Regions from separate parts of the Homo sapiens genome. Here region 1 is linked to region 2. A link is a loop called in an ENCODE intact Hi-C map of the cell type or tissue named here. Cell type or tissue: heart right ventricle. All regions are shown on one strand. Links, peaks and the distances in the headings refer to the core of each region. The heading gives the core; the rest is flanking DNA. Region 1 overlaps LOC105376126 (a long non-coding RNA gene). Region 2 overlaps LINC02872 (long intergenic non-protein coding RNA 2872).

Evidence for each region. Hi-C counts contacts between places; a loop is a spot of excess contacts. Peaks named below come from ENCODE experiments on the same cell type or tissue, not always from the same donor. Only the 100,000 strongest peaks of a DNase experiment are listed, where the experiment ranks them.
Region 1: it touches region 2 in a loop (4-fold over the local background); 2 of 110 quality-filtered maps call a loop at or near these places.

The regions. Positions count from the first base shown.
Region 1 is chr9:87,218,646-87,230,247 of GRCh38, forward strand. It overlaps LOC105376126 (a long non-coding RNA gene), which reads right to left. Exons shown (of 15, transcript XR_007061642.1): 11 at 5,461-5,632; 12 at 2,471-2,602. Among named protein-coding and RNA genes, the nearest start is that of LINC02872, 76 kb to the left of the region's middle. In heart right ventricle, for the core only: no CTCF peak of the experiment used is centred there; a DNase peak (open chromatin) is centred at 5,473.
Region 2 is chr9:87,155,711-87,167,312 of GRCh38, forward strand. LINC02872 (long intergenic non-protein coding RNA 2872) reads left to right here. Exons shown (of 2, transcript NR_161226.1): 2 at 863-4,016. Among named protein-coding and RNA genes, the nearest start is that of LINC02872, 13 kb to the left of the region's middle. In heart right ventricle, for the core only: no CTCF peak of the experiment used is centred there; a DNase peak (open chromatin) is centred at 4,911; H3K27ac peaks cover 1,394 bases.

The DNA.
Region 1 (11,602 bases), core at 4,040-6,539, 64 kb after region 2:
CTTCATGCAATGCTTTCAAATCAAAATACTTCATACCCTGTGCTTCATTCATTTATTCTCCAGTATTTAGTAAGTGTATTTAGTAGTGGCCTATTACGGGCCAGGTGCTTCATTAAGCATCAGGTGAACAGAATTAAACAAAGCCCCAGATAAATTTTACATGATTCCACTTTTATGAGGCACCTAGAGCAGTGAAATTCACAGAGACAGAAAGGAGAATGGTGGTTGCCAGGCAGTGGGGTGAGGGGAGAATGGGAAGTTCACGATGAATGGGATCAGAGTTTCAGTTTGAGATGATAGGAAAGTTCTGGAGCTGGATCACGGTGAATGTGAATGTAGTAAATGTCACTGAATTGTATATCTAAAAGGGTCAAAATGGTAAATTTTATACAGTGTATATTTTATCAAAAAAAAAAAACACAACAAAAACTGCATGGGGTTTTGAGATGATTACCTTACCATATGAGGTCAGGTTTATCATCTAAAATGAATTTTCATGAAAAAAACACAATATTAATAACAGGTGATTTGATTCTTTGATTCTTCAAAAAAAATTAAAAAGCTCCTGTGCTTCTGGAGCTTACAGACCATGGAAGCAGACAGCCAGCCACAATATCCTTTCACAAATAAGTGTGGCGTCACAACTGTAGTGAGCAAAGGGAAGACAATAGTGTCCAGAGAAGGTACTGGAGGGTGGAGGTGGTTTGACCCAGTGAGGTGAAGGCCCAGGAAAGGCTCTTCTGCAACAGAAACAAAGTTGCTGAAGGCACAAAGGATGAGAAGGTGAGACAGGGCAAAAGGCAGAAGGACACTTCAGGCCCTGGGACCAATGACTCAGGGCTACTATCAAAGCTGGCCGTGATGATGAAGGCGGCACACACAGGTGTATTAGGAAAAGACACTCCACACAGAAAACTGTCACAGATGCAGTGCGGTGTATTTGATCTTGTCAACCTCCCAAGGAACTTCCATGGTGTCCCACCATGACAGAACTGATCATTCTTTTCAGACAGCTAAGCTGGACAAAATATTTAATGCTTCTTCAAAGCAGGATGTGAGGATCTTGCTGAATTGCCAAAATTGCTCTACCTTTCCAAACAATTTTTAAATGACAAATAGGTGAGACAAGTAGGCATAAGAAAAACACTAAGAATTTGTTAATATTCTAACTGTGTTGTTGAAAGATGCAAAAAAAAAAAACAGTAAATTTAAGGGGACAGAAGAGGAGTATTTATATTTTTAATGGTTTTTAAATCAGTCAAGGAAACTGACATAAAAATTTCGATTTTACAGTACTATGTCCATACAATTATAAATAATGTTGTCTCTATTATGTTGGATATGGAGGATAATTGTACAGTTCTGTAGCAAAATATATACCTTTGTAATGTTCATACACAAATATATTGTGTTTTTAATGAAGACCAAAAATACTATAGGTTTCTGTTAGCTCAAACTATTTTATAATCTAGAAAATTAACAGAAGTTTTTTATATTGACAAATTTCCATTTAGAATATACATATTTTTACTTTCATTTTAGGTTCAGGGACACATGTGCAGATTTATTATATAGGTCAATGTGTGTTGCGGGGCTTCAGTGCACAGATTATTTCATCATCCAGGTAATAAGCAGAGTACCCAATAGGTAGTTTTTCAATCCTCACCCTCTACCCTCAAGTAGGCTCCAGTGTCTCTTGTTCCTTTCTTTGTGTCCATATGTAGAGTATACATTTTTTAAAGCATACAGAAGCATTCCGATAGATAATTTCCAGGTAAAATACTTCAAAATTCCCAGCTTCCACAAACCTTACTTTGAAAATAATCCACCATTCCTGAAAGTATTTAAAGCACTAAATTGAATAGAATCATGTTAGCAGCATTTGTCTTAGTTCTTGTCCAAGCCAAATGTCTTTCACTAAATCCTAGACTCAAAGAGCAACTCTCATTAAACATTAAAGACTGTGACATGTGGCATAGGGGAGTAAAAGGACCCTTTTAATTACCTTTCCAGTTTGCAAATTATTTTAAATGCATTACTCAATGAAACTAGATATTAAAAGGTCTGCTTTTTCTGTCAGTGCCCCATAATTTTGAACTATTCATTTTATTTGCGTGGGTAGTATGTCATGCACTACATTTCAAGCTGGATTTGGGAACCCATTCCATCATGCATGCATATGGAAGGTTCAGAGAAAGATCTGAAATGAAATGGAGATCACATTTCTCCCAGCCACACTGGCTATACATGAAGCCAGTTAAAACTCTGTCATACCCCTGGGTACAGTTTGGCTTATTCATTATTTTTCATTTATAAGGCAAACCTGCTGCTTGAAAAAAGTCTCAAGGTTAATTACAACATTTCTCTTTTGACACAAACAACTCGATTGCAAATCTGATTTGATGGGTATGTCTTTTGTTGTAAGATGGGACTCAGGAAAAAGACACAGTTTGTATGCAAGAGTCTATACCTGCGGTGGGTTTGTCCTTCCAGTTCTAGTCAGAGTGAAATCTCCAGGAGGGTCTCTACCCAGGTCACCCAATCGCAGTAGCTCCAGACCCTTGCTGCTCCTCAGTCGGATAGTTTCTTATCTGTTTGCTACCTAAAGCACCGAAACACAGAAGGGTACTGTATTCCTTTGCTAAAGCTGCCATGACAAAGCTCTAGATAAACTGCGGGATTTAAACAATAGAAATGCATTCATTGCCTTTCAGTGCGGGAGGCTCAAAGTCTAAGATTAAGATATTGGCAGGGTTGGTTTCTTTTGAGGGTGGTGTGGGAAGGATCCGTCCCCTGCCTCTCTCAAAGATTCTAGCAGTTTGCTGGCAATTTTTGGTGTTCCTTGGCTTTAAAGAATCACCCCAGTGAGGCATAGTGGCTCATGCCTGTAACAACAGCACTTTGGGAGGCCGAGGCAGGAGGATCACTTGAGCTCAGGAGTTCAAGTCCAGCCTGGGCAACATAGGAAGACCTTATCCAAAAAAAAAAAAAAAAAATTAGCCAGGCATGGTGGCATGCACCTGTAGACTCAGTTACTTGGGATGCTGAGGCAGGAGGATCACTTCAGCCTAAGAGGTCAAGGCTGCAGTTAGCAGTGATTGTGCCACTGCACTCCAGACTGGGTGACAGAGAGAGACCCCATTCCTGTGTGTGTGTCTCTCCATCCGAATTTTCCCAGATAAGGACAGCAGTCATTACTGGATTAGAGGCCTGCTCTACTCCAGCATGACTGCATCTTAACCTAATTAATTACATCTTCAAAGGTGCTATTCCCAAATAAGGTCACATTCTAAAGTACTGGAGGCTAAGACTTCAACATATGAGTTTGGAGGAGGGGACACAATTCAACTCACACCAGGTACCATATATTTTCTATGGATACATAAACTGTAGGTGAATATATAAAACTTCTGGAATGATATATGCTCAACTGTTGACATTGCTTGCCTCTTAGAATGAGTGTGCAGTAGACTAGGGTAGGGGTGGAAGCAGACGGAATTTAACTGCACCTGTAAAAATCTTCATCTTTTAAAAGGAGGCGACAATTGTGCATTGCTTATTTAAGTAAAACTTTACCTAAGTAAATTGAGGTTTTGCAGTGATTCCCAATAGAAACACTACCAATTGCCAAGATACATTTTCTAAACTTGCGGGAGGGTTTGTTGGTTGAGGCAATGCTTTGGGGCATGGCTATCAGTGAATGGGTAGAAAATGGGGTGCTGGATGTCCTGAAAATGCAGGGACACTTGCCCACATGAGAGAATCGTTCTGTGTCCTGCTACACATTTACATATAAAAACAAATGGGCTGGGTTGGCATGATTTTAATATATATTGGATTTTTCAGGAATGCAACCTTTGTGTCTATAAGTTATGGGAAGATTGTACTTTATTTGGGTCAGAACTTTCCTGTGAGTTTTCACCTTACTGGAAAATTATGTCACCAACAGCAGCACCCCTCTCCATATTTGAGCCACCCATCGAACATGCTAAAGGCCTTTGGTGGGCTGCATTTGCAGCTGTCACATTTCTGACAATTTTCCACAGAGGTGCAGCAACCAATCACTTAATTCTGTCATGCCGAGTCTTCATGTCCTGAAACATGTATTATTATGTTATAAACTTCTATTTTAATTGTATTTTTCTTTTACATCAAAGTTGGGGCTCTAAATGAATTTTTAAAATACATGTGCAAGTAGATTACATCACTTACAAATTTCATTTCAGGGCAGTAAAGGGGATTTTATAAAATATTTCTTATGAAAAGGGAGAATTTATTCTCATAATACTGACCACTAACAGGTGCCTCTGATCATCCAAGGAAGAAATGCAGAAGATCCAAGCTAAAGCTTTGGCAATGGAGGAAAGAAACTGTATTCAAGAGATACTTTAGAAGTAAAAATCAAAAGGCTGTGATTAAGAAGGGACTGTCAAAATGCCCCTGAGATTTTTAACCTATGAGACGAGGAGGATCGTGGAACCTTTAACTGAAACATGCAAATATGAGGAAGAGAATGCCAGAGTCAGCAAGGGACCGCTCAGTAAGGCACCCATGAGGCAACGGGGCGATGTCCACAAGATATTAAATGACAGATACACGGGTTTAGTGATCAAGAGATCTCGGGCTGGGGGGGAACTGCCAATCACTGTGGGAGGCTTGGAAATGGGGAGTGTGTCGAAGAAGATGGGGAAAGCCAAGAACAAAACCTGTGGAACACCCCGAAGGGCACACAGCAATGAGGAAGGGCACGGAGCAGACCTCTCACTTTTCCATTTTATCTCCCTGTGGGGCTGGAAGCATCTCAAAATAAAAAGCAAAAAACAAATAAACAACAACATCCAAATGTTGTGACTTCAATTGCCTTGGTATTCCCCACGTTGCCCAGCAGGGCCCTGGGTTCCCTGTCAGCCTTTAACAACACTGGTCAGCTGGTATCCCACAGCCCTTTTCCTTCCTGGAACCTTCAGGAAAGGGAAAGAACATTCCTGCTGTCACTGGGCTTTGCCAAGCAGAGATGTCTTCTAGTCTGTGGGAAGATTTCTCCTGAAACTCAGGGAGTGTTCAAGGCTCAGAGTTCACTGGCAGGCAGAGAGGAAATCATCTTCACCTGACCAGAGTTAGGGCTGTGCTAAGCAGTGGCTATCACACTCAGAAAATGCATTTGCAAAGTAGGGAACTGGTGACGTGTCACTTGTGAGATAGGCCATCTTCCTCTGTATTGGATAAACCATAGCTAAATTTAACAGCAGAGGAAGTGCCATTTCCAAAGACCTCATTCAGCCAGAATCCAGGAGAAACGCCACACACATTCTCCCAAAGCCCAGACTCCGTACCCCAGGGACCCTCCCTCTCCTGAGTGTGACGTTGCAACCTCAGGGACGCTCCCTCTGGCTTCCTCCCACATCCCACTGCCTGACAGAACGTACAACATGGAATAGATCTGTCACCAAGGGCACATACCTGTGGTCACATAAACACATAAACACTTTCACTAGCAGCCACGTTCTCAAGCGCTGGCTCTGACAGGCAGCCACCAGGCAGCCAGGGGAGACACCAATGAAAATCCACTGTGGCGCTGCCTCCACTGTCCACTCCAGCAGGAAAGGGGTTCCAGATGTGTCCTCTGCTGAACCTGTAACAAAGTCAGACTGTCATAAATCGGACCCCAAGCACAGGTCGCCTGCCTTCACAATCTCTCTGGACACTGTAAAAAGGCTCTGCATGGCTATGTACAGTTTCAGCACAAAGGTGACAATTTATTTTGAGTTTACAGGTCCTGTTTTCGTTTTGTTGCTTGGAAATAACGTTGCCTCTGTGTGTGTGTGTGTGCATGCACATGCATGTGCATGCATACATAAAGGGACAGGGTAACAAAAGACATAAGGGAATAGAACAGGTAATTTTGTTTTTGTTACAGAAAGGTTTCTGGTATTTTGGACAAACTATAATGATAATGGCATCCTACATCAACCCAGGAAATTCAGTAAACGTCAAAGACCAATATCCTATCCTTATTTAATCTTTATTGTAAGTAAATATCTCAGAAATGTGAGAACACACCTGGCACAGTCGCTCATACCTGTAATCCCAGCACTTTGGAAGGCCAAGGAGGTGGTGGGTGGATCACCTGAGGTCAGGAGTTTGAGACCAGCCTAACCAATATAATGAAACCCTGTCTCTACTAAAAATGTAGAAAATTAGCTGGGCATGGTGGCACATGCCTATAATCCCAGCTACTTTGGAGGCTGAGGCAGGAGAATTGCTTGAAACTGGAAGGTGGAGGTTGCAGTGAGCAGAGATCGCACAATTGCACTCCAGTCTGGACAACAAGAGTGAAACTCTGTCTCAAAAAAAAAAAGAAAACAAAAGAAAAAGAAATAAAGAAATGTGAGAACAGGGGACATTACTCAATATTGTTTTAGATTTATATTAATAAGTATTCAACTGGAATAGCTTTAATTCTAAATTTCCAAGTTTTATGAGTTTTTAACCTTTGAAATCTCTATACTTTGATAGCTTTATCTCTCCTTTGTTCACTGGGATAATGGCTTAAAAATCTCACTTGAAAGTAGAATTTAAATGGTAAAATATCATGACAACCTGAGAAAGGAAAACAATAAATAATGTCTGGAATTCTCCATAAATACGCAGCTTTAGCTGGGGGCTCTGAACCTAAACATCTCTGCTCAGAATTGATCATTCTCCAGAATTATTGCAAAGTAAGCAGAAGGCTTTAAATCAGTCCCTCCACCGAGCAGCAGTTGAGGAGCCCCTAGATCCTGAGAGAGGTTACCCTGGTCATTTACAATCTCTTCAGAGCCACTGAAGAATATAAGAAGAGTCATTCTCGGCTGAGTGATCTTGAGGAGGATACTTAACCCTCAGGTCCTCAGTTACTTCCTTTGTAAAGTGGAAGATTAGACCAGACCCTTACAGCTCAGATTTTCAGTTTAATTTTTAAAGACCTAAGCCAGATTAAAATTCATCACTCAATTTGTAGGCTTTGGGGTCTCTACACTAGTTTATAATCCTAAAGACATTGACACCTTCTGTAGGATCAGGCCATTTGCCCTGTGCCACCGGCTTGTAATACCTACCCCAGTGCCTCAAAGGGGATACTCAAAAGAAAAAGATCCTTATATTCTGGGAGAGTGAGATGCACCAACTAAAATAGGGAGTATGAGCTGTTCCAGACATTTCCACTCACCTTCTGCCTGCCAGTGTTGTCTACCAAGAATTCCCCATAATTCAACTGCAAAAGGCATTGTCTTAGTCCAGTTTGCATTGCTATATAGGAATATCTCAGACTGGGTAATTTATAAAGAAAAGAAACATTTGGATCACAGTTCTGCAGCCCGTACAAGAAGCATGGCACCAGCATCTACTTCTGGTGAAGCCTCAGGAAGCTTACAGTCATGGTGGAAAATGAAGAGGCAGCAGGCTTACATGGCAAATGAAGGGTAAGAGAGAGAGAGAATGAGGTGCCAGGCTCTTTCAAACAACCAGTTCTCACATGAGCTAATAGAGCAAAAACTTACTCATTACCATGAGGATAGCACCAAGACATTCATTAGCGAATTGCCCCCATGATCCAAACACCTCCTGCTAGGCCCACCTCCAGTGGTAGAGGTTACATTTCAACATGAGATTTGGAGGGGGCAAAACATCCAAACCATATCAAGCATCCGTGTTCCCTTTGGTCAGAGAAGAGAGATTTGCTCACAGTTGTTAATTGTATGTTTTACTCTAGACATAACGTTTCTCCCTAAAGACTGAACTTAATTTTAAGTTTGCTTGGTCCACCAGTAGATTTTCCTATGTGCTAGCCTTATCCTTTAAGCTTAGAGAAGAATTTCATCATTGCATTAAACATTGTGATCCAATTAATCTAAACAGTGAACATCAAATCATACTAAAAATGTACCCATTAGTCAAACATATGATCATTTCTTTTTAAAAACAATTGCTTTAATTACACAGTTAACTATGAGCTCATTTCTGATTGTAAGAAATTGAAGTAATGTAGATTCAAGTAAAGTCACTCTAAAAATATTCCCTCCGGCCCCATTCTTTTACTAGGTATAATACCTGTAATGAATTTAGTGTGTATCCACTCAACCCTTTTTGTATGTATGATGAAAATACATAAATAAAAAATTTGTGTCAAGTCTGTATTTTTACATAAGTAGAATAATCTTTTACTTTGTGAATGCTTTTAATTAACAAGAAGTCTTTAGATATTTCCATCAGTGTAGATATAGATTTCTTGCATTGAAATATTGTTGCATAATATTCCATAATATGGATTGTGAAAGTTTTAATTATTGCCCTACTAGTGGAAATTCAGAGGTTTTTGAAAAAAATTATTCTATAAAATACCACAGGGAACAGTTTTTTGCATGCCTTCTTGCACACATGTGGCTGTGTTTCTTTTGGGTAGATACCAAGAAGTGAGATTGTTGGCTCAAAGAATATGTGCAATTTTAAAAGGTTTGGCAAAATGCCCTACAAAAAAAGGCAAGAAAGAGTTAAACCCTGACCAGAAATTTAATTTAGAGAAGAGAGTTACTTTTTTTCTATGCCCTTATCAATACGTAATGTTATTTAATTTTGGAGTATTTCCCAATCTAAGAGATGGAAAATCAAAGCTCATCTTAATTTGCATTTCCTTGATTACTAGTGAAGTTGTGCATTTTTAAATACATTTATTTGTTATTTCCAGTTCATCTTCTGTGCGTTATCTATTCATATCTTTTTTCCTGATAGACTTTTTCTTATCAAACTATAGACATTCTTCATATGTTGTTATATTCATCTTTTTCTACTACATATATTAAAACTAGTTTCTCCCAGTTTGATGACAGTTATTTGACTTTTTCTATGGGATCTTTAGCTAAAGAAGATTTTTCTTCTCTTCTTTAAATTTTCTGTATATGAAGCTCCAGACGCACAGATACATTTGCGTAAATCTTAGCCCATAGGTCCACTGGCCCTCCCTTATCTGTGGTTTCCTGTTCCAAGGTTTCACTTACTCTTGGCCAACCATGATCCAAAAATATGAAAACATTTTTAGAGAGAGAGAAAGAGACCACATTCACATAACTTTTATTACAGTCTCTTGTTAAAATTGTTCTATTTTATTATTAGTTATTGTTGCTAATCTTTTACTGTGCCTAATTTATAAATTAAACTTTTTCCGAGGTGTGTATGTATAGGAAAAAACAGAGTACTGTATTTATAAGGTTCCATTCTATTGGAAGTTTCAGGTATCCATTGGGGGTCTTGGAACGTATCTCTCGCAGATAAGAAGGAACTATTTTACTTTTTGAAGTTGAGCCCTTTTTAATTTGTCCTTTCTTTCATTTGTCTCAGTTCTTTCTCTTTTGCTGACTTTGGCTCACATTAGTCTCCTGCCCTCCCTACCTCCTCTCCAGCTATATGGAAAGTAAAAGGAAAACCACGGAAAAATTGAAAAAGTAAAAATGGAAAAACAAATACCAGGTAAATACTACCAACTCAGAGAAAGTTGTTACAGATACATTACTATCAGACAACATCAAATTTAAATGTAAAGTATTATTAGGAATAATGGGGTCACCACATAATGATAACTGATTCAATTCACCAAAAAGGCATTCTAAACTTTATGCACCCACTAACGAAGCCTTATAATACACAGAGCAAAATCTTACCAGACTTATGGTTTGGATCTGTGTCTCACACCAACCCTCATGTTGAATAGTAGTCCCCAGCATTGGAGGTGGCACCTGGTGGGAGGTGACTGGATCATGGAGGCTGAGTTCTCATGAGTAGGTTAACAGTATCCCCTTGGTGCTATTATCATGATAGTGAGTGCATGAATTCTCATGAGATCTGGTTGTTTAAAAGTGTGTAGCGCCTCCCCTCTCTCTTGCTTCTGCCCCTGTCATGTAATATGCCTGCTCCCACCTTGCCTTCCCTCCATGAGTAAAAAGCTCCCTGAGGCCTCCCCAGAAGCAGATGCTACCATGCTTCCTGTACAGCCTGTGAACTGTGAGCCAATTAAAGATCTTTCTTTATAAATTACCCAGTCTCAGGTATTTCTTTATAGCAAATGTGAGAACGAACTAATACAACAGATTAAAAAGAAAAATTGCCTTCTCCAGAAAATTGTCTTTTCTACTGTTTTCCTCACTACAGAGTTGATTTTCATAACACTAGCAAAATAGAGTGAGAATGAGGTTTAAGATATGTGAGAAGAAGAACAGGTACCTAAAAATATATTTTACTAATAAGATAAATTATATCCATTTTTCTTGAAAAACAATGTCAATCAAGAGGATCAAAAAAGATCATTTTGTTTATGAAAGAATAAGAGAAATAAAAGTAGATTTAGAGGGAAGATGCTTGAAGGAAGTAAGAAACCAAACTTTCAAGGAAAATTCCTGAAGATTTTTTTGCTGGGTTTGGCAGTTTGTATGTGTTTTGCATTTTAATTACAAAGTAAAGTGTTTTCAACACTTGGTTAGGGAATCATTCATAATTGGGACCTTCCTGACCACAGTCAGCAAACCTTCATTCACCTCCAGGAGGTTTGGCAAATCAGAACAGGGTCTATCTGCCAGGGCGCTGTGGTCCTCGTCAAATACAGCAGCCTCACTATTGGCACAGTGGCACACTTTTGCTTAAGAGGTGGCCTCAGCTACCAGAGGCTGAGACTAAAATATCTCTCAGGCTGGTGGGAAAGCGGGTAAGTTCATAGCACAGACACTGGCCTGTGTGGAAAGTGTTCACTTGGAGCAAGTCTGGATGAGGCTTGTGGAAAGAAGAGAAGTTTATGTGATCCCACATCACAAGCAGAAAAACTGCTGTTAAACATTCAGCTAGTGACTCTCATACCTTTCCCACTGTGAAATGTGGGGTCAAAAGTATATATGCCGCTGAAGATTACTCTGCACAAAGATTTATGCAAAAGAGAAAGGAATGTATGTATTTAAAATAAAAAGAACCAAGAGCTTGTTTGCAAATGCTTTTACCAATAAGTGTTAGTCATGTACAAAAGTATAGTTTTCAAAATAAAATATTTTTACCACTGACACCTCTATCCCCCAAAATGTGGGTGCTAATAACTCCTTATTATATTGTTTCTCACTCTACTGTTATTGATGAGTAAAGTTTCATAAACCAGAAATATAGGAAAAGTCAGTAAAAATTGGAGAAAGGAGAGAAATATGTAAGTACATGAAGATCACCAGGCTGCAAGTTGGAGACTTTCATCCTCAAGAGCTTTTAGGTGACACATAACACATCTTTAGAAGGCCATAGTCAGACAAATTGTTAGGCATATCATACAGATCTTTAGTAAGGATCACCTTTCCAGAACCTTTTAGAGAGCTTCTAATCTTCCTTAATGCTTTGAGTTCACTTGCTGATTCCCATTAAGACATCTCAGAATCTTTGCTGGCGAGAGTTTCAGCATATAATATCATGAAGAACCAAGAAATAGACTTTGAAAAGAAAAACCTGCACTCTGGAAAATCATTATTTGGTATAAGGAAGAGTGTGGTGAAATGAGGGCCAGGGCATTTGGCTGTTAACCCCGGCCGCTTCCAGGGTTGGGACT
Region 2 (11,602 bases), core at 3,383-5,882:
TTTTAGGGGGAAGGAATGGAGGAGGGAAGACACTTTAAGTGAAGCTTACTGACTTAAAAAAAGATAAAATGAAAGTAGGAAAACTTTGTAGGAATTCATTGCTATAACCAAAAGAGAAGGTATGAGAACCTGAGCCTGAGAGTACTAGTTGGGGTGAGAAGAAAAGCTGGATTCTAGAAACAGGAAATAAAATTAATAGGCTTTATGATAAGTGAAGGGCAAAGGAGAGAGGAGGAGTCGAAAATGTTTTGTGTGTTTCCCCTGTACGACTGGGTGGAAGCTAGCTATCTCAATCACAAAGACCCAGAACACAGCAGAAGGATCAGGTGGCATAGAGGAGGGAATATTATGAGTTCTATGAGGTTTCTAAGTGTATGGTTAATTTTGTGTGTCAACTTGACTGGGCTATGGGATGCCCAGATCACTGGTAAAACTTTATTTCTGGATGTGTCTGTGCTTGTGTCTCAGAAGAGATTAGCATTTGAATCAGAAAACTGCACAAAGAAGATCCACCCTCACCAATGTGTGTGGGCATTGTCCAATTATTTGAGTACCTAATAGAACAAAAAAGCAGAAGAAGAGCAAATTCTCTCTCTCTCTCTGCTTGAGCTGAAACATTCATCTTCTCCTACCCTCAGATATCAGCACTCCTGGTTCTCAGGTTTTTGGACTTAGACTGGAACTTTTACCACTAGCCTCCTAATTTGCTGGCCTTTGGACTTAGACTGAATTACATCATTGGTTTCCCTGGTTCTCCAGTCTGCAGACAGCAGATCATCTGTTGAACTTTCAACTGCCATCAGCACATGAGCTAGTTCCTATAATAAATTTATTTTTATCGATATACCTATCTATCCTATAGGTTCTGTTTCTCCGGAAAACCCTGACTAATACAGTAGAGGATATCCAGATTGACAACTTCAGGAGAAAGTCTGATTTAGGAGTCGGAAGCCCAGATTGGAAAAACCTCTTGATAGATGTCACTCGGGAAGACCATGAAAACAGCCAAAATAATTCAAAGAGAAGATGCAAAGTGAACTGTGAAACAGACCAAAGATGAATCTCTTTGGTAAATCCCCTGCCTAAATCCCCTGCCATGGAATAGCTGCCTAAACTTGGGCAAATAACTTGACATTTCTCAGTTTCCACATTCCAAAAATGGATTTTTATGAGAATTAAATGTTATGATGCATTCCAGCTACCTGTCCTAGAACCTGGCATAAGAGCTCAGTACATGCTGGGGAGGGTTATCATCATCGTCATCATCATCTTATTAACATTCATGTTGAAGGGATGATGGGCTGCTGAGAAGTTCATGAAGAAGGTGAAAAACTATTACAGAGGTGGGAGGAAAAAGAGAGGACTATCACAGAAGCAGAAGAGCTGAGAGTATTGAGAAAGGGTGACGGGTTAGGGGGACTAGCAAGTACCCTCTGGCGTTGGCAATATTCAGTTTGTTGAAGGCCTTGATGAACTTTAATGAAGTGGTGAGAGTTAAACAAAGCTGAGATAGGATATGAATCTCAGGGAGGATATGAGGACTCATTGATTACCATTCCAAGAAACTTGTCTGAAAAGGAAAGAAGAGATGGTGGTAATCAGAGCAGAGTGGCAGGATGCAGGGAGTTTTTATTTATTTATTTGTTCTTGTTGCTGACATTGTTTTCATACTATTTTTTGTTTGTTAAAGAGGGAGAGTTGTGAGTATAAAATAACCTATAAATAGGGAAAACCAGGAACAGATTCATGTGAAAGCCCTTGACTGAGAACAGAATTAATTACCCGTGCAGAGGTAGTCTTCAAGCCTTGGCAGGTAAGCAACTGTCTGAGACACAGCTGGCTCGGGAACAGGGCCTTTCTTTGGCTGGCAGGCTTGAGGCAGCATAATTTGGAAGCGGATATGAGAAAGGGCATAATAATGTGAAATTTGACTGCCTAGTGGGGGAGAAACTTTGAATATTATGAGGCGGTTATGAAAGTATTTCCTTCTTATGGCTTCAATGGCACTGCCTCTGAGCATTAGTGTTTGTCCTCAGGAGGTAAGTGTGGGGACTGTATCAGCAGTTACTACCTAGATAAGCACGGTGTATAGGGGTAACATGGTTTATAGAGCATGCAAGCCTTCACCTCTTTGCTAGATGAGATATGGAACCTAAATTCGGAGACCACGTGACCCCTGAGGCATGGGGAGGTGGGGTCAGAAAGCGTTACTGGCCATGATCCAGACCCAGGCGTGGAGAAACGACCTACTGGGGTTTTCAGGGAGCAGGAAGGTGGGGCAGGTACAGAGTATATTCTGGGGGACAGTTTCATAAAAAGTGAGTAGATCTCCACAACTTAGTTTCTAGACTAAATGGACTAAGCATGTTCCGCCCTATTCTTCCTACTAACAATAACAAAAAGCTCTGGACAAAATTTATAAAGCAACCCACAGAAGACTCCGAAGTTGGAAAAAGAAATAAAAACTGGCGATTTCCTCCATACTCAAGGCATCATGTAGCAGGGAGTGCCTTGGGTGTTGTTTATGTGTTTGTTTTCTTTTGTTCATTAATTTTTTTCTCCCGTGTATGGCAGTGTGGGCTCTAGCAATGCCTACCACCCGGAAACACAGATGGGTACAAATTTAAAAACCCCAAGAAAACTCTTTTTAGCCAAATGACCAGTGTTTCCAGCAGAGCAAAAACATTTTGACCACATCTGCCCTTTTGTGCTGGCTAACCCCTTCCCCTGCCACCATGTGCTGCTGGGGGGACATTGTGGATGAAGCCCACTCATTTATTCCTCCTCCTGCAGTAATGTGACCATACCCTTCCCACTCCTAACTAGAGGCTGGGGGAGGACTATGTGGGGGAGAGAACTGGAGAAAGCAATTTTCTAAATTTGTGTATGAAATCCTGGTTAGAACTCTGAGTGCCCCATGCACAAAACAGACAAGAAACAACACAGCAAAAAGATTCAAGGGTCAGAAAAACTGAACACTGGTCTGAAACACTGCCCGGGTTTCAGATTGGCATCAGGGTAGCACCCAAGTGGGGCAGATTGAAATAGCACTGTAAAGGCTTTGAAAATGAAATGACTTTTGAGCCACAGCTCACAAAGTGAACCGGAACAAGCATTCTGAACTTAAACAGGTCAAGTGCCTGCTAAAATCAAAGACTGAAATGGGAACCAGAATAATATAACATACTACTGAAAATGTCTAGGATGCAATCCAAAATCTCATCACACTGAAAACCATAAAAATCTCAACTTGAAAGAGAAAAGGCAATTGTAAGCATTGAGATTACACAGATGTTGAAACTATCCAGCAAGAATCATAAAGCAGCTATTATACAAATGCCCTGATTTTAAAGCAAGTATGAATGCTCGAAACAAATGACAAAGTGGAAAGTCACAGCAGAGAAATAGAAAATGTAAGGAAGAACCAAATGGAAATTTTAAAACTGAAAAATACAATAACCAGTTTTTAAAAATTACTAGATTCAGAGGGAAAGACCAACAACTCAGAAAAAATGGGCAAAGGATATGAAGAGTTTACGGAAAAGGAAATGTAGATAACTCTTACCCATATAAAAATATGTTCAGCCTCACTCATATAAGAAAAATCAAAATTGAAATTACACTGAGACACTGCTTTTCACCTGTCAGAATGGCAAAACTCAAAGTGTGAATATACGCTATGAGAATGTGGAAAATTCTCATAGATTGCTTGTGGGCATCTAGAACAATTTGGTTGAATCACTAAAATCCACATGCCATTTGGCCCTGCAATTCTACTTTTAGAAATTTATCATATAGGAAACCTGCATATGAGTGAAATGACATACGTGGAGTGTTACTCCTGGCTGCATTGTTGGTAATCACAAAGAACACTAGAAAAAACTTAATGTCCATCAATAAGATGCTGATTAAATTAATTATTATACGTCATACAATGGAAAGTTAGAAAACCGTAAAAAAATGAAACCCTCTCTATAACCTGCTACCATATAATAAATAAAAGGACAGGCAATGATCTATATGTGTCTGTTTGGATATGCATTAAGAAACTTCAAAGGACAGGTAACAAAAAGTGGCTGCCCAGAGGAGAAGTGAGGGATGGGAGGGAGTCTGGACTGTAGGCCTAATAAAACCCCCAGATAAATAAAAACAAACCTACAAAGCACAGAAATAATCCTTAATGTCCAATCCCAGGGCTTTATCATAGTGGTCCCTTTATGTTTGGATGAGGTAAACCTATCCAATGTTTCAATTAACTTGGCTTATTATTAAGTCAATAATATTAAGGAACTTAATATTAGCAGGGATACTCTTTCATCTCAGGCATGTTAGATGCCTTCCATGATCTCCACGAGGAGGAAGAGCCCCTGAATCACCAGGGACACTGGTGAGGATGAAAGCATTTTGTTATGGATCCTTTTTCTTGGTGGCCTGAGCTGCTGGGGGCTTGAAGCCTGCCTCCCTCCCTGCAGGACACCCCACCCGACTGCTTTCTGCTCATCACACAGGGTGCCCTTGCATGATCACTATCCGCCCACTCCTAGGTGTCTGGTTCTGTGTGTGTGGTTTCCTACAGAACCAGACAGAAAAGTGAGTTCTGTTTTCTTCTCATCTTCCAGGCACCCAAAGCAAAACTTCACAAGCCCAGCCCTGAGCACCTGTCACATTGGAAGTGCTTCCTTCTCTGGTTCAGGAATTTGGTTTTGATTTTTGTTGGGGTTGCTCGGCCCCTATTGAAGGACAGAGTTTGAGGCTGGGGGTCTCTCCTTAGGCTTTTCCTGACCCTATGAAACAACCACAAACACCATCACTTTCCATAAGAGGATCAAGTTGCTTTTCTGAAATCACAAGGAGTCACTGATCTGCGCTGGCTTTCTCACGAGGGCACATGTGGCTGGGGCACAGCTGTTCCCATCTGTTACTTGGGCTGACACACAAGGACAGCTGTGAAGGGAGCGTGTCTCCTCCCCATCTCTGTTACAATGAGGCCTTGGTTTAGCCCAACTTCTGAATCCAGGTTATACTCCCTAATTGGCATACAAAAGCCCCAGGAATAAGGCAGAGAAGACTGGACCTTGCAAAGCTCGGCTCCAGTCATTTAAAATGAAATCAATCTCACTTCTCTCCTTTTCCCTCAGTGTCCTAAAATAATATTTGAAGTTCTGTTTAGTCTCTTTGGAGAACTGCCAGTGACTTCGAGGCATGTAGTGAAGCTGTATTTCAAGAGATGATTACACCCAGGACTTTGGAAAAGTGATTCTCACTTAGGAATAACATATGATACAGATTTAATAATCTGCCATAATACCTGTCTCCCCACTTTTTTTGTCTCAACCAAATAAGAGTAAAAAACTGATAGTGGCAAAAGGAACCTCTCTTCCATGGAAGTGATTGTTAAAGTGTTTTTTTTAATTGAATGAACTATTATCATGGCGAGTTTTGAAAGGAACCACATGCACAAGTTCTTAGATTTTCTGCTTTTGCCATTAACTATAGTAAATGTTTTCAAAAAATCTCTTTCCATCTTTTGCTAGTTGAAAAAAAAGAAAAAAATATTCTTACTGCATTGAAGTTATGAGTGAAATGAACAGTTTTTGAGAAAGAACAACAAAAAGCCCACTTGCCTGTTTTCTCCATTGTAACTACAATTATGTAATTAATTGTCAAGCTTGGTGACTCCCTTTCACAATCTGGAGAAGTGACACTCACTCTTTTTGAAAGATATGACAAACATATCTTTAATTACATAATCATTATATAGGGGCATCCTTATCAAATATTAATGAAATATAGAAAAACCCACGGTCATGTTGGACTGACTCTCCTGTAAACTAAGGATGACTGTGTTAATTCATTCTTGCATTGCTATAGAGAACTATCTGAGATTGGGTAATTTATAAAGAAAAGAGATTTAATTGGCTCATGGTTCTGCAGGCCGTACAGGAAGCATAGCTGGGGAGGCCTCAGGAAACTTACAATCATGGTGGAAGGTGAAGGAGAAGCAGGCATGTGTTACATGGCCAGGAGAAGGGGAAGAGAGAGAAGGGGGAGGTGCTACACACTTTGAAACAACCAGATCTCAAGAGAACTCACTATCATGAGAACTGCAAGGGGGAAATCCACCCCCATGATCCCATCACCTCCCAGCCAGCCCCTCCTCCAACATTGGGGATTACAATTCAACCTGAGATTCAGGTGAGGACACAAATCTAAACCATATCGGTGGCATATCCTTCCAGACCCTTTTAATGCATATGTACACATATTTATATTTACATTCAAATATATATGTAGATACAAATATTCATATGTAGATACAACTATGAATATAGAAATATATAATGTCAAGATCGTCTTTTACATACATAGAATCATGTTGTACACATTATTCCACAACTTGATTTTTAACTTAATATCCTGGTGATGTTTCTGTATCAGTACGTGTAAATTTACCTGACTACTGTGAAATATTCCATCCCTTCTATATGCCACAATTTATTAAACATTTTCCCTATATATTTAGATGGTTTCCAATATTTTTCCTATTAAAAATGATATTTCGATAGACATTCTTGCACAAAGTTCCTCAGGCACATGAGTATTTTCCTATAGTACACATCTAGACATGGAATTGTTAGGTCAAACGATCTGCATATTTTTGTTTTAAAAGATGTTGCTAAACAGTAGTTGTTATGGCTAAATATGGTGACAAACTCTATATTAGCTTAAATAATCCTCGTAATCTATGATGAGGCACTATTATTACCCCTAATTTGAAGTTGAGAAAACTGAGGTGCAGAGAGGTCCAGTAACTTGTTCAAGGTCACACAGCAGGTAACAGTGGAACCAGAATTCAACTCCTGGTATCTAGCTCCAGAATCTATGCTCTTAGCCTAACAGTTGGATGCCTCTCTCTAAAATGCAACTGTACAGATATATTATGTGCATTATAAACTATATACAAAAATTGAAATTAAAAGGGAGGCTATAAATTAGGTAACATTTTATAATACTTATTAACACTCAAAAGTTTTTCTTTCAATAAAACTATTCTTAATAGTAATATTTTAGTGAGAATAAAATAATTGAATATGTTCCCCTTTTTTAAAAAAATTGACTCTACCCTTTTTGATACAGCCATTGGAAACTTTGGTTCTAAGTTCAATTTATTGTCTGTCATAGCTGAAAATATTGCTGGGCAAAGGTAAACTCTAAGGGAAGAAGTACATCATTGGCTGTACTGTCTAAATCATAACATTCATTTTTAATCTCATTCACAAATTAAACAAAGTATTTTCCAAAAGTTTGGCTGGAAATGTTCTTTTTCCCATTTATCAATATATTTTCCTTAGAAAGTAATTAGGGCTAGGCAGGGTGGTTCATGCCTGTAATCTCAGCATTTTGAGAGGTTAAAGCAGGAGGATCGTTTGAGCTCAGGAGTTTGAGACCTTGTCTCTACAAAAAAATTTAAAAATCAGTCCACTGTGATGGTGCACACCTGTTGTTCCAGCTACTCAGGAGGCTGAAGCAGGAAGATTGCCTGAGCCCAGGAGATCAAGGCTGTAGCGAGCTATGATCACACCACCGCACTCCAGCAGAGTGGAGTGCGTGGCAGAGTGAGACTCTTTCTCTCTCAAAAAAAAAGTAATCAGAACATGTCACATTTTTTGTATTTTTAACAAATTAGATTTCAAAGTTTGGTAGCATGTTCTCAGTATGGCTGCCATTATCTCTTTCCTATATATGCACACCACTCCCCTGTTGAGATAAGAACTTTGTTCTTCCATTCGCTGGAATCTTGGCTGGTTAGTGACTGCTTTAGCCACAGAATATCGTAAAAATGATACTGCATGGCTTCTGAGACTTGATCATCAGAAGCCTTTGGCTTTTGTCTATATGTTAGTGTTCTACAGAGAAACAGACCCAATAGGATGTACAGTCATCCCTTGGTATCTGCCAGGGATTGGTTCCAGGACCCCCACAGATACCCAAATCAGTTGATGTTCAAGTCCTTTATATAAAATGGTGTAGTATTTGCATATAACCCATACGCATCCTTCTGTATACTTTAAATCATCTCTAGATAACTGATAACTAATATAATGTAATGTGATATAAATTGCTTGGGCTTTCTATAATAATATGTATTACAAAATACAGAGAAAGAGGGAAAGAGATGACTGACCAGGCCCCAGCTGCTCCAGTCATCTTAGTCCAGATACCAGACATAGAGTGAAGAGATTGTTGGATAACTTCAATCTCACTCACCATCTGACTGCGGCTGTAGAAGAGATCCCCAAATGAGAACCATCTAGACAACCTTGTCTATACGCAAAACTGTGAAAGATAAAAAGTTATTTTAAGCCACTTAGTTTTGGAGTGGTTTCTTATGTAGTGATAGTTATCTAGAACAGAATTTTACTGAAATACCACACTTGGGAGACTTTTCAACAGGTTAGAAAAGTTAATCTCATGTTTTTATTGAAGTGTGCAGATACAAGTATTTTGTATGAGTATACTCATAAAATTTTTGCAGAATCATGATAATGAAAAACATTTTCAAGCTTTCATTCCCAAAATGCTTTTTTTGTGGGCAAAAGTCTCTATTTAAAAAGCATTCTTTAAATTACTTATTTTTTAATTTTATTTCCATAGGTTTTGGGGGAATAGGTGGTGTTTGGTTACATGAGTAAGTTCTTTACTGGTGATTTGTGAGATTTTGGTGCACCCGTCACCCAAGCAGTATGCCCTATACTCAGTTTGTAGTCTTTTATCCCTCACCCTCCTCCAACTCTTTGCCTGGAGTCCCCAGAGTCCGCCGTATCATTCTTATGCCTTTGCATCCCATAGCTTAGCTCCCACTTATGAGTGAGAACATACGATGTTTGGTTTTCCATTCCTGAGTTACTCCATTTAGAATAATGGTCTCCAGTTCCATCCAGTTTGCTGCAAATGCCATTATTTTGTTCCTTTTTATGGCTGAATAGTATTCCATGTTTTATATGTCACATATCCATGTGATATATATATATATATATATCACATATCCATGTGATATATATATATATATATATATATCACAATGTCTTTATTCACTCATTGATTGATGGGCATTTGGGCTGGTTCCATATCTTTGCAATTGCAAGTTGTGCTGCTATAAACATGTGTATGCAAGCATCTTTTTCATATAATGACTTTTTTCCTCTGGGTAGATATCCAGTAGTGGGATTCCTGGGTCAAATGGTAGTTCTAGTTTCAATTCTTTAAGGAATCTCCACACTGTTTTCTATAGTGGTTGTACTAGTTTACATTCCACGAGCAGTGTAAAAGTGTTCCCTTTTCACTGCATCCTCACCAACATCTATTATTTTTTGATTTTTTGATTATGGACATAAATAAACAATTCTCAAAGGAAGATATACAAATGGCCAATAAACACAAAAAAATGTTCAGCATCACTAATAATCAGGGAAATGCAAATCTTTTAACTACTTATTGTTTAAGTGGCACTTTTCCTAATAGGAGCAGATTAAGTACAATTTTTTTCCAAAACTATCTGCTAAGTGGCATGCTACTAATCACAGTTGTCATCACAAAAAAATTAACTTTTTGTAACATTTTATTGTGAAGTAGTTGTGAGAACAGTACAAAGGGTCCTTGAATAATCTTCACATAGATTCCCCAACAGTTATCATTTTGTCGTATTTGCTTTATCAGTCTCTCTAAATATGTATGTATGTATATTATTTTTTAATGAACGATCTGAAAGTCAGGTGTAGGCACGATGCTCCTTTACATCTACATAGTTCAGTATTTGTTTCCTATGAGCTAGGGCATTGTCTTACAAAACCACAGGGCAAAACCAGGAACTTAACAATGATAGAATACTGCTATCCAATCTATGAACTTCATTCAAATTTTACCAATTATTCCAGTAATGTCCTTTTTAGCAAAAAATAAAAGTAAAAATTTTATTTAGAATCAAATTCAGAATTATGTACTGCATTTAATTGACACGACTCTTGTCTGTTTTAATTTGGGATGGTTTCTTACTCTTCCTTTGTCTCCCATGACCTTATTTTTGGAAAGTTCAAGGAATTTGAGTTCATTTCCTCAAGCTTAGAATCATTTTTGGCAACAATACCACAGAAGTGATTCTGTGTCCTTCTCAACCCATCTTATCAAGAGATAAATGAGGTCCTTTTGTTCCATTACTGATGATGTTAACTGAGATCACTTGGTTAAGGTAGTATTTGCCCTGTTTCTCTACTGTCGAATTGCTATTTACTTCTCCTTTTGTGTTTCGTAGTAGTTTTGGAGGAGATACTTTGAAACTACATCAATATTCTGTTCCTCATGAAATGTTCACCCAGCGTTTTAACATCTACTGATGATTATTACTCTGATGATTGCCAAATGGTAGATCAGTTGTTCTTGAGAATTTAAAATTTTGTAAAATCAAAATGTATAATCAAGTTTTAATTTTGATCATTCCTTTAAATACTTTATGTGAGATAATTAGTGAACTATTTTTTATTAAAGAAGTAATTTACTGTTAAAAATATATCTTTTCCTATAACATTTTCTGCAATCGTTCACAACATATTAGTATTCCTAAATTTTATTTTTGAAATAATACTAAGGAATACCAAAGCTAGAGCATGTTAGATATTTGTCCTTTCTATCTGCAGTGCAAACCTCCCACATGACATAATTTATTTCCTAAGGGATGCTTCTCCATACCTTTGACAATATTTTCTAGTCATCTTTTAATAATATTTGCTACCAAAGAAATGTATATGTTTGTTTCAAAATTGTTCTTGTGCAGTAATTCAGCTATATTTTTTACCATACAGTGAAAAACAAATATATACTTATATCTTCACTTATTAAATTAAAAAAATTAAGAGACTTTTAAATAATTATTATTAAGTTTAGAAAATTTTGGAAAATAATGTAGTGAGGTGACATTAATTTGAATAGCTCTAAATATTTCTACAGAGATTTGTCTTCATGTTCTGAATTATTAGTTATTAAATGTATTATTTGTTTTTTTGGTATCAGTAGGCTCATTAATGGTCTTATTAGTAACAAGATTCTTTACCGTGAAATTACTTGCTAACATTACTGCATGTAAATCTAATTTTCAGCAATATTCCTGATAATTTTCCTGTTTTTGACCACTTTTTGTAAGATCTGGTTAGATTTGTGGAGTTTTCCTTATATAGAGAGTCAATTTTCATTATTTGTGATAGTTATATTCTATAAAGTCACCACAATGAATTAGCAAATACTGAACCATTGTTCTTAGGGGAAATACAAGGTTAGGTGCCTGTGAACATTTGGTCACAATATTTTCATCACCCAATCATTACATAGCCTTATTTAATGTGCTTCTGTTTAAAGACATCTTATTTAATACACTTAGGGCCAATAGCACTATAAGTCATGTCTGAAGGAAGCTCCTCTAACACAAATTGCCTCCTGAAGGCACACCACAGCCTTCTTGCACTTAGGAACAACAGACAGCACTTCAGCATGACTCTTCAGTGACATGATCAATAAAAAGCACAAAAACGTGAAAAACATGGCACTAAATAGT